Linked DNA regions of Homo sapiens: region 1 is linked to region 2. A link is an interaction called in ENCODE POLR2A ChIA-PET data of the cell type or tissue named here. Cell type or tissue: Panc1. All regions are shown on one strand. Each heading gives the region's core, and the rest is flanking DNA. Links, peaks and the distances in the headings are about the cores only.

The links. ChIA-PET counts read pairs that join two places held together with the same protein. Peaks named below come from ENCODE experiments on the same cell type or tissue, not always from the same donor. Only the 100,000 strongest peaks of a DNase experiment are listed, where the experiment ranks them.
Region 1: POLR2A ChIA-PET joins it to region 2 with 11 read pairs; 12 of 35 experiments call an interaction of 5 or more read pairs at or near these places.

What each region holds. Positions count from the first base shown.
Region 1 is chr11:68,914,697-68,919,965 of GRCh38, forward strand. IGHMBP2 (immunoglobulin mu DNA binding protein 2) reads left to right here. Exons shown (of 15, transcript NM_002180.3): 6 at 127-327; 7 at 3,040-3,187. Among named protein-coding and RNA genes, the nearest start is that of IGHMBP2, 13 kb to the left of the region's middle. In Panc1, for the core only: no CTCF peak of the experiment used is centred there; no DNase peak of the experiment used is centred there.
Region 2 is chr11:69,036,543-69,041,992 of GRCh38, forward strand. It overlaps LOC124902701 (a long non-coding RNA gene), which reads right to left and starts at 4,363. Exons shown (of 2, transcript XR_007062753.1): 1 at 3,989-4,363; 2 at 474-943. LOC124902702 (a long non-coding RNA gene) reads left to right here and starts at 1,394. Exons shown (of 3, transcript XR_007062754.1): 1 at 1,394-1,547; 2 at 4,029-4,188; 3 at 4,400-5,450. RefSeq lists enhancers at 3,513-4,014, 4,015-4,514. In Panc1, for the core only: no CTCF peak of the experiment used is centred there; no DNase peak of the experiment used is centred there.

The DNA.
Region 1 (5,269 bases), core at 1-5,000, 120 kb before region 2:
TGATTGAGAGCACGTGTGTACATGCCTTGTGCTTCTTTCTACCTTTAAGGCTTTTTGTTGTTTTAGTGTCAACTTCAGTGGTTTGATTACAAAGTAAATGACCAGATCCTAACTTGCGGTTCCCAGGTTCTGTGCTGCGCCCCCTCCAACATCGCCGTGGACAATCTGGTGGAGCGCCTGGCTCTGTGTAAGCAGCGGATTCTGCGCCTGGGACACCCTGCCCGCCTCCTGGAGTCCATTCAGCAGCACTCCCTGGATGCGGTTTTAGCGCGGAGCGACAGTGCCCAGATTGTTGCAGATATCAGGAAGGACATCGACCAGGTCTTTGTAGGTGTCATGGCCAGTGTCCATGTGGGGCGTGGGCTTCTGATCTGCAGTCTTTTTAAGGAGCAAATTTATCTGTCTGCATTCCTCTTGACCTTCTCTTGCTTCTGTCGATTCCTTTAATAATTTTAAAAATTGGGCTGCCCTTTTTTTTTTTTTTTTTTTTTTTTTTTTTTGTGACAGAGTTTTGCTCTCATTGCTCAGGCTGGAGTGCAGTGGTGCAATCTCGGCTCACTGCAACCTCTGCCTCCTGGGTTCAAGCGATTCTCCTGCCTCAGCCTCCCTAGTAGCTGGGACTGCAGGTGCGTGTCACCACGCCTGGCTAATTTTTCTATTTTTAGTTGAGACAGGGTTTCATCATACTGGTCAGGCTGGTCTTGAATTCCTGACCTCAGGTGCTCTGCCCGCCTCGGCCTCTCAAAGTGCTGGGATTACAGGCGTGAGCCACCATGCCTGGCCTTTGTTTTTGTTTTTTTTTTTGAGATGGAGTCTCGCTCTGTCACCCAGGCCGGAGTGTAGTGCTGCTGTCTTGGCTCACTGCAGGCTCCGCCTCCCGGGGTCAAGTGATTCTTGTGCCTCACCCTCCCAAGTAGCTAGGACTACAGGCATGTGCCACCACACCCAACCAATTTTTTTATTTTTAGTAGAGACGGGGGTTTCGCCATGTGGGCCAGGCTGGTCTCGAACTCCTAACCTCAAGTGATCCACCCGCCTCAGCCTCCCAAAGTGCTGGATTACAGGTGTGAGCTACTGTACCCAGCCAGGGCTGCCCATTTTTGATAGAGAACTATACTTAGCATTTAACAGAGTCTCAACTGTCTTCAGAGCACTTGGTTAGTAGGTGTGAGGAATTGTAAAGAAAACATTTTCCGGCCGGATACAGTGGCTCACACGTGCAATCCCAGCACTTTGGGAGGCCGAGGTGGGCGGAACAGTTGAGGTCAGGAGTTCGAGACCAGCCTGGCCCACATGGTGAAACCCCGTCTCTACTAAAAATACAAAAATTAGCTGAGCATGGTGGCGGGCACCTGTATTCCCAGCCACTTGGGAGGCTGAGGCAGGAGAATCTCTTGAACCTGGGAGGTGGAGGTTGCAGTGAGCCATGGTCACTCCACTGCACTCCAGCCTCGGTGACAAAGCAAGACTCCGTCTCAAAAAAAAAACCAAACATTTTCCTGGGTGTCTTTCTGTCTGGTCCTGTTGTCTTGCTAGTAGTGGCAATGGGAGAAAAGTAGCCTGAACATAAACATTGAAAAAATTGGCATCCTCCTAGAGCTTTCCGTCCATTCCACCTTCTCCTTGTGAAAGAGGACACCAGTCGGCTGGAGAAGTAGGGTGGTGGTAGGTTTCTTCCATTTGAGAGGGCCTTTTCCCCCCAGCCCGACACTCCGACACTTTTGAGCTCTTTGGTTCTCCCGTGGACGCTTTGTTGTAGTGTCTGTGCTCACGTCCTGTCCTGTGTGCTCACTGTCGGTACTGGTACTCCTTGGTGTCTTAGTCTCAGAGGAGTGATGGCAGCAGGGAGGGTGCTGGAGCCAGTCTTTGCTCTAATGTCTGTGCTCACATCTTGTCCTGTGTGCTTACGGTCAGCACCTGCACCCTCGGTGTCCTAACCTCGGAGGAGTGGCGGCAGCAGAGAGGGTGCTGGGAGCCAGTCTTTGCTATGGGCCCGTGGCATCGAGGCTGCTTGCGTGGCTGCTTGCATGGCAGCGTGGGGATGGGCCGCCTGCTGGGAGGGGGAGGAAGGATAGATGCATGTCATGCAGGTTCGAGGTGGTGGAGGAATATGCATGATGTTTGCTCATCACAAATGTGGGTGATTTCATTTCCTGTTGAAATTGGTGCTTTTGAGGATTTTCTTTCTCTGTAAATTATACACAGTAAAATACCTCCTGTCACCCCTGCTAAAACTCCATCCCCCAAAGTAGAAATCACAAATAAGGAAAGGTTACATCTTTTTTTTTTTTTTTTTTTTTTTTTTAAAGAATCTTGCTCTGTCGCCCAGGCTGGAGTGCAGTGGTGCAATCTCGGCTCACTGCAACCTCCGCCTCCTGGGTTCAAGCAATTCTCCTGCCTCAGCCTCCCGAGTAGCTGGGATTACAGGCACACACCATGCCCAGCTAATTTTTTGTATTTTTAGTAGAGACAGCGTTTCACTGTGTTGGCCAGGCTGGTCTCGATTTCCTGAGCTCGTGATCTGCCTGCCTCGGGCTCCCAAAGTGCTGGGATTACAGGCATGAGCCACCGCGCCTGACCAGTTCCATCTTTTTGAGATATTAAAGTAAGTTGAGGTTTTGATTATGGGTTGAAAAAATTTTTTTTAATCTCTTGAAAAATGTAGAATAATATGTGAAGCTCAGTCTCTCTATTCGTAAGCTCCTACAACCCAAATCCTGGGGCGGGCAAGCGCTTTTTCTTCCCCAAGATCAAATGCCTGTGTGCAGGGCAGGGCTGGTCCAATTTCTGGTCTCCTCTGAGTTAAAAACGTGGTCTCTTTCCAGGACTTAAAATGTCTCTTCCTGTGACTTCAAGGCAAGTGAGGATGTAAGGTGCTTAGTTGCGTGTGTGTATCTGTGTCTCTTTCAAGGAAGATTTCTGAGTGTTTTTTACGGAGTTTATTGAACTGGACTGAATGATAGAAGCACTTCATAAATAGAGTTGAAGAAGTACAAAGTTGGACTGAAGTAAGTGTATCTCCTTTGTTTTTCTTTATAGGTGAAAAACAAAAAGACCCAGGATAAGAGAGAGAAAAGTAATTTTCGAAATGAAATTAAGCTGTTAAGAAAAGAACTGAAGGAGAGGGAAGAAGCAGCTATGCTCGAGAGCCTCACTTCGGCAAACGTGGTCCTTGCAACAAACACAGGTGAGGGGGCGTCTCCATCCTGCCTGTGTGGCCTCGAAGAAGGAGTTGGGGTGTGTTCCCTCTTCTGTTTTCTGGAAGAGTTTGTTTAGAATTGGTATTTCTTTCTTAAAAGTTGGGTAGGGTTCACTAGGGAAGGCCTCCGTACCTGCAGTTTTCTTCATGGAGAGGTTTTGAACTACAAATTCAACTTCTTCAATAGATAAAGGGCTGTTCAGGTTGTTTTTCTTCCATGAGCTTGTAGCTTTCAAGAAGTTTGTCCATTTTATCTAAACGGTTGAATTTAGAGGCATGAAGTGGTTCCTAATATGCCCTTATTCTTCTTTTACTGTCTGCAGGATCTGTCATGATATAACCTGTATTATTCCTGATACTGGTTTGTGTGCTCTTTTTTTTCCTGCTCTTCTGGCTGGAGGGTTTTTTTTTTTAAATTTAGATTTTATATATACATACATATATATTTTAAGAGACAGGGTCTCTGCCAGGCGCAGTGGCTCACACCTGTAATCCCAGCATTTTGGGATGCCAATGCGGGTGGATCACCTGAGGTCAGGAGTTTGAGACCTGCCTAGCCAACATGGTGAAACCCCATCTCTACTAAAAATACAAAAATTAGCCAGGAGTTGTGGTATGCACCTGTAATTCCAGCTACTTGGGAGGCTGAGGTAGGAGAATTGCTTGAATCCTGGAGGTGGAGGTTGCAGTGAACCAAGATCGCGCCACTGCACTCCAGCCTGGGTGACAGAGCAAGACTCCGCCTCAAAAAAATAAAAACCCCAAAACCAAAAAAACAAAGCAAAACAAAAAAAGAGACAGGGTCTCACTATGTTGCCCAGGCTGGTCTCAAACTCCTGGGCTCAAGGGATCCCCCTGCCTCAGCCTCCTAAAGTGCTAGGATTACAGGTGGACCCACCGCGCCCGGCCTGGCTGCAGGTTTCAATTGATCTTCCCAAAGAACCAGCTTTTGCTTTTTCTCTATTGTTTTTCTGTTTCATGTATTTCCACATTGATCTTTATCGTTTTCTGTTTTCTTGGGCTTGTTCTTTTTCTTGCTTCTTAATGTAGAAGCTGAGATCATTGATTTGAGACCTTTCTTTTTTTCTGATACGAGCATTTAGCTCCATAAATGTCTCCCTAAGTACTGCTTTTGTGGCATCCCACAAATTCTGATCTGTTATATTTCATTCATTTCAAAATGCTATCTCATTTGCCTTTTGGTTTTTTAGAAGTGTTATATAGTTTCTAGATAGTTGGGAAATGTCCAGATATCTTTCTGTTGTTGATCTCTCCTCTCCTCTCCCCTCCCCTCCCCGTCCCCGTCCCCGTCCTGTGTGGGATCTCACTGTGTTGCTCCTCTCCTCTCCTCTCCTCTCTTCTTCTCTCCTCTCCTCATCCCTGTCCCCATCCCCATCCCCGTCGCCTTCCCTATCCCCATCCCCATATGGGATCTCACTATGTTGCCCAGGCTGGACTCAAACTCCTGGGCTCAGGTGATTCTCCCAGCTCAGCCTCCTGAGGAGCTGGGGCTCCCTGCATGTGCCACTGCACCTGGCTTACTTTCTGTTATTGGTTTCTAATTTAGTTCCATGTGGTCAGAGGACATACTCTCATGACTTGGATAGTTCATCGAGACTTACTTTATGGTCCAGAATCTGGTCTCTGTCTTTGTGAGTGTTCCATGCACACTTGATAGAACGTGTGTTCTGATTTTATTGAGTGTTCTGTAAGTAGTCAGATCATGATGGTTGATGATGTGGTTCAAGTCTGCTGTATTGAGAGAGGGACGTTGAAATCTCTGAATATAACTGGACATGTCTGTTTTTCCTGCAGTTCTATTGGTTTTTGCTTCATATCTTTGGAAACTCTTTTACTGGGGTCATAAATGTGGGGCTATGTTTTCTTGATTAATTAACAAATTTATCATTATGAAATGACCTTCTTTATCCCTGATAATATTCTTTTTTTGAAATCTACTTTGTCTGACATTAAAATAATCATTTCAGCATTTCAGCTTGCTTTTCTTTTCATTATGGTCAAAAACCTGTAAAATTTACCATCGTAACCCTTTTTAAGTCTGTAGTACAG
Region 2 (5,450 bases), core at 246-5,245:
CTCCCACTTCAGCCTCCCGAGTAGCTGGGACTACAGGCATGTGTCATCACACCCAGCTAATTTTTAAAATTTTTTATAGCGATGGGGTCTCCCTATGTTGCCCAGGCTGGGTTTGAACTCCTGGGCCCAAGTGCTCCTCCTGCCTTGGCCTCCCAAGGGATTGGAGAATACCTGGTGATTTTAAAACAGCATTTTTTTTTTTCTCCCAGAGAATGGGCATGAAGGGAAGGGGGTGGGAGGGCAGAAACCTGGCCTGGGGCCCTACCGCATGTCCCTTCTGTCTGCAAACCTGGGCCCTCACCATCATTATCCCCATTCTACAGATACAGAAACCGAGGCTCAGTGAGATCCTGGGGTTGCCAGAGCTCATGGGGCTGGCGGTGGGTGGGTCAGGGCACAGGCTTTGCTCACATGACCATGAGGCTGACGGTTTTTGCTTTCTTCCACGTGATCTTAGCAATCATCAGAGACTGTTACAATGAGCACGTTTGGTGTTATTCATTAGTGCCTAGGACAGTTCATGATATGTAGTAGGTGCTCAGTAGATGCGTGGGTGAATGAATGAATGAATGAATGAATAAAACCACAGAGCTCCCCTTAGAAAGACCGATACGGATACATGACCCCTGTGGATGCAGCTAAACAGAGGAAACCCAGCTGCACGTGGGCAGTCGGCCTGACGCACCCGGAGCCGGGGAAGTAAATATGGCCAAGAAGCACCTGGAGCAGGTCCCGGGTGCTCAACCGCAGACGGCCAGTCTCCAGGCTGCGGGGACGCTCGGGTCCTTCTTGGGAGGTTCCTGCAGGGGAGCGGAGCTCCTGCCTCCCCAGGCATTCTCCGTCTTGGGAGACATTGATTTCAGTGCAGTGCTGGTGCCTCCAACTCATTGCTGGACCTCACAGAAGCCCCGGCAGCCTCCCCGGAAGACATCATTTCTTCCTCCTATAAAATAAAGGGGGAGAGATGATGGGCACTTTGGCCAAAGTAACACAACTGGGGCAGTTTTTGGAAACCCAGGGAGGTATTTCTGATATTCAAACCAAGTTAGGTGCAACCTCTGAGTGCCTTGGGAGAAAAAGCTCCCAGTCGATGGCACCAGCCCTCGGCCTTGGCAGGACATAAGGGACCCTCAGGCTGAGCCAACATCACTGTCCCCACCAAGAATAAGTCTTTCTCCACTGCTGGTTCCAAAAGACATGCGTGACGGGCAACAAAAGCCACATTGGAGAGTGCAGCTGTGCTGTGAGGGTCGTTCTTGGTTCATTTATGGGGTAGCGGGGCGGGGGGAAGAGGAGGACAGAGTACTCTTATGACTCTCCTGGGTTGTTTTCTAGCCTAGGGGGAGGGTAGGGAATGGGGTTTCTGTGCCAGGGACCCCCTTTCTCATCGACCTCACACAACACTGGCTCACACAGCTGGGCCAGTCTCCTTCGCAAGAGGAAGCCGCTGTGTTGGGGACTTGGACGGCAATCCTATTCCCAGAAGAGGGGTCTTGTCCTAGACCCCAAGAGTGTGTTCTTGGATCTCTCGTGGGAAAGAATTCAGGGTGAGTCGCAGAGTATAGTAAAGTTAAAACAGTTTATTAGAAACCACTCGGCCGGGCGCGGTGGTTCGTGCCTGTAATCCCAGCACTTTGGGAGGCCAAGGGGGGTGGATCACGAGGTCAGGAGATCGAGATCATCCTGGCTAACATGGTGAAACCCCGTCTTTACTAAAAATACAAAAAATTAGCCGGGCGCAGTGGCGGGCGCCTGTAGTCCCAGCTACTCGGGAGGATGAGGCAGGAGAATGGCGTGAACCCAGAAGGCAGAGCTTGCAGTGAGCCAAGATCACGCCACTGCACTCCAGCCTGGGCGACAGAGTGAGACTCCATCTCAAAAAACAAAAAAAGAAACCAAAGAAACCACTCTAGGCCGGGAGCAGTGGCTTGTGCCTGTAATCCCAGCATTTTGGGAGGCCGAGGCAGACAGATCACCTGAGGTCAAGAGTTTGAGACCAACCTGACCAACATGGTGAAACCCTATCTCTCCTAAAAACAAAAATTAGCTGGGCGTGGTGGCGGGCGCTTGTAATCCCAGCTACTTGGGAGGCTGAGGTAGGAGAATCGCTTGAACCCGGGAGGCAGAAGTTGCAGTGAGCCGAGATTGTGCCACTGCACTCCACTCTGGGGGACAGAGCAAGACTCCGTCTCAAAAAAAAAAAAAAAAAAAAAAAAGAAATCACTCATTGCAGAGTAGGGCCTCCTCAGGAAGCAAGAGGAGGAATGCTTCTATCTTAAACATAGTGCTTGCTTATACAGGCTGTTAAAAACAGTGTGCTTTATTACAAAGGCTTGTGATCAGCTTGTGACAGACTATTAGCATTATTTTCCTATGTTACTACTGATTTTAATAAGAATTTACCAGTGTACTATTATCTTTAAGAAAAACTTCTTCTGGCTGGGCCCAGTGGCTCACCTGTAATCCCAGCACTTTGGGAGGCTGAGGCAGGTGGATCACCAGGTCAGGAGTTTAAGACCAGTCTGGCTAAGATGGTGAAACCCCGTCTCTACAAAAATTAGCCAGGCACAGTGGCAGGCACCTATTATCCCAGCTACTTGGGAGGCTGAGGCAGGAGAATCAGTTGAACCTGGGAGGCGGAGCTTGCAGTGAGCCAAGATTGTGCCACTGCGCTGCAGCCTGGGTGGTAGAGTGAGACTCCGTCTCAAAAAAAAAGAAAAGAAAAACCACTTCTTCTTCTTCTTTTTTTTTTCGTAGCCCAGGCTGGAGTGCAGTGGTGCAATATCAGCTCACTACAACCTCCGCCTCCTGGGCTCAAGCAGTCCTCCCGGCTCAGTATCCTGAGTAACTGGAACTACCGGCATGCACCACTACGCCTGGCTAATTTTTAATGTTTTTGCAGAGTTAGGGTTTCACTATGTTGCCCAGGCTGGGCTCGAACTCCTGGGCTCAAGCAATCCACCTGTCTTGGCCTCCCAAAGTGCTGGGATTACAGGAGCAAGCCACATGCCTGGCAAGAAAAACTTATTCTTAACCCAAGAATGCTTTTTGTTCTTGAAAGATTGGGGCATTTCCATCAGTTCTGGGTCTTCAGTTAGTTAGCATCATCAACTCTTTCTCTCAACCATAAAAAACATCTTGTGGGCAAGACAGCCCAACCCCCTGGAATGTAACCCAGTAGGTTTGGCCTTATCTGGCCTTTATTCAAGATGGAGTCACTCTGATTAGGATGCCTCTGACAATCCCAGCGAGCTGCTGTGGGTTGACCAGTGTATTAGTCCATGCTCACATTGCTAATAAAGACATACCTGAGACTGGGTAATTTCTAAAGGAAAGAGGTTTAATTGACTCACAGTTCAGCATGGCTGGGGAGACCTCAGGAAACTTACAATCATGGCGGAAGGGAAAGCAAATATGTCCTTTTTCACGTGGCAGCAGCAAGGAGAAGTGCCGAGTAAAAGGGGGAAAAGCCCCACTTATAAAACCATCAGATCTCATGAGGACTCACTACCACAAGAACAGCAGCATGGGGGTAACTGCCCCCATGATTCAATTACCTTTCACTGGGTCCCTCCCACAACATAGGGATTATGGGAACTATAATTCAAGGTGAGATTTGGGTGGCGACACAGCCAAACTACATCAACCGGCCTGGGTCAGCCTCACCCTCCTGACATCATCCTACCCTGGGTGGGCCCTGGCCTCGTGTGAAGCAGTGGATGACATACCAGGGCTGCTTCCAGACACTGTGCCACCAGCCCTCTGGGCGATGCAACGTCACAAAGTCCCTCTAGCCTCGACTTTCTCATCTGCCAACTAAGAAGAGTGACAGTGTCCTTGGCTCACAGGCTGGCTGTGAGAACCAGATGGGAAGTGGGGTGTGGGATCTTAGGAGGCATAGGAGCAGGCCTAAAGTCTCACCACTGTAAACTTCCACACTACATATTGTGGTAGGCCACCTTCTAAGATGACCCCCAAGGACTCCTACCTCTTGGTGGTCACAGCTTTGCTCTTCCCTCCCCTTGCAGGTGGGCTGGACCTGGTGACTTGCTTCTACCTGATAGAATACAGCAAGAGTGATGAGATGTCACTTCCGAGATTAGGTTGGACGGATGGTGACTTCCAGCTTGTTAGTCTTCTCTCGGGCTCTTCTTGTTTGCTTGCTCTGGTGAAGCCAGCCACCATATGGTGAGTTGCCCTGTGGAGAGGCCCATATGGCAGGGAGCTGAGGGAGGCCTTTGGGTAACAGCCTCTGAGAAACTGAGGCCCTCAGTTCAGTAGCTAGTGAAGAGCTCAATCCAGCCCACAGCCACTGAGCAAGCTTGGAAGAGGACCCTTCCCTGGGGCAGCTTTGTGCTATTGTAATATAATAAAGAGTGTATATCTGGTTTTCATCTAGGGTTCCTGGCATAGAGTTTCTAAAACCACTGGAATTTCCTAAGTAAAAGGGGTGAGAGAAGTGTCTTTTGTTACTCATAATAAGCCCCCTTCAACCATACTTGAGTTTATTCTAATGAGGTGACTCATGGAGGTTGGGGGCTGGTAGCCAGAGGAACCAACCACGTGATTGAGGGTTGCAACTTTCAGCCTCACCCCCAACCTCCAGGGAGGAGAGAGGGGCCAGAGATTGAGTTCAATCACCCATGGCCAATGATTCAGCCAAGCATGACTATGTGATGGAACCTCCATAAAAACATTGGGTCTCATGAGAACAACAGAATACAGAGAGCTGGTTTGGTGGACATATGGAGGCTCTGGGAGGGTGGTGGGCCCAGAGAGGGCATGGAGCCCCTCTCCCATACCTCGATTATACATCTCTTCGATTTGGCTTTTCCTGAGTTGTATCCATTATAATAAACTGGTAATGGTATGTAGATTGTTTTCCTGAGTTCTATGAGCCATTCTAGCAAATTATTTAACTTGAGGAGGAGATTGTGGGAACCTTCAATGTATAGCTGGTCTGTCATTAGTGCAGGAGGCCCTGGACTTTCAACTGACATCTGAAGTGGAGGCAGTCTTGTGGGATCCCTTAACATGTGGGATCTGCATTAACTCCAGGAAGATAGTGTCAGAATTAAATGGAATTGTAGAACACTCACTTGGCGTCCAGAGAGTTGGTTGGTGTGTGGGAAAAAATATCCCACACACTTGGTGTCAGAGATGTGAGTAAAGACAGGTCAGAGACCTTGCGATGATTGCAGCCCTGGCTGACACCTTGATTACAAGCTCTTGGGAGACCCAGAGTCTGAGGCACTCAGCCAAGCTGCATTCAGATTCCTGCCTAAGAAAAACTAGGAGATAATCAGCATTGTTTTAAACCACTAGGTTTTGGGGTTGTTATATGGCCATAGATAACTAATACACATATTTATTTTAACATCTCTTAGAAAAATAGAACTAACACATCAAATTGAGTTTTAGTGTTTTATTACTTGCAATGAAACTAAGTA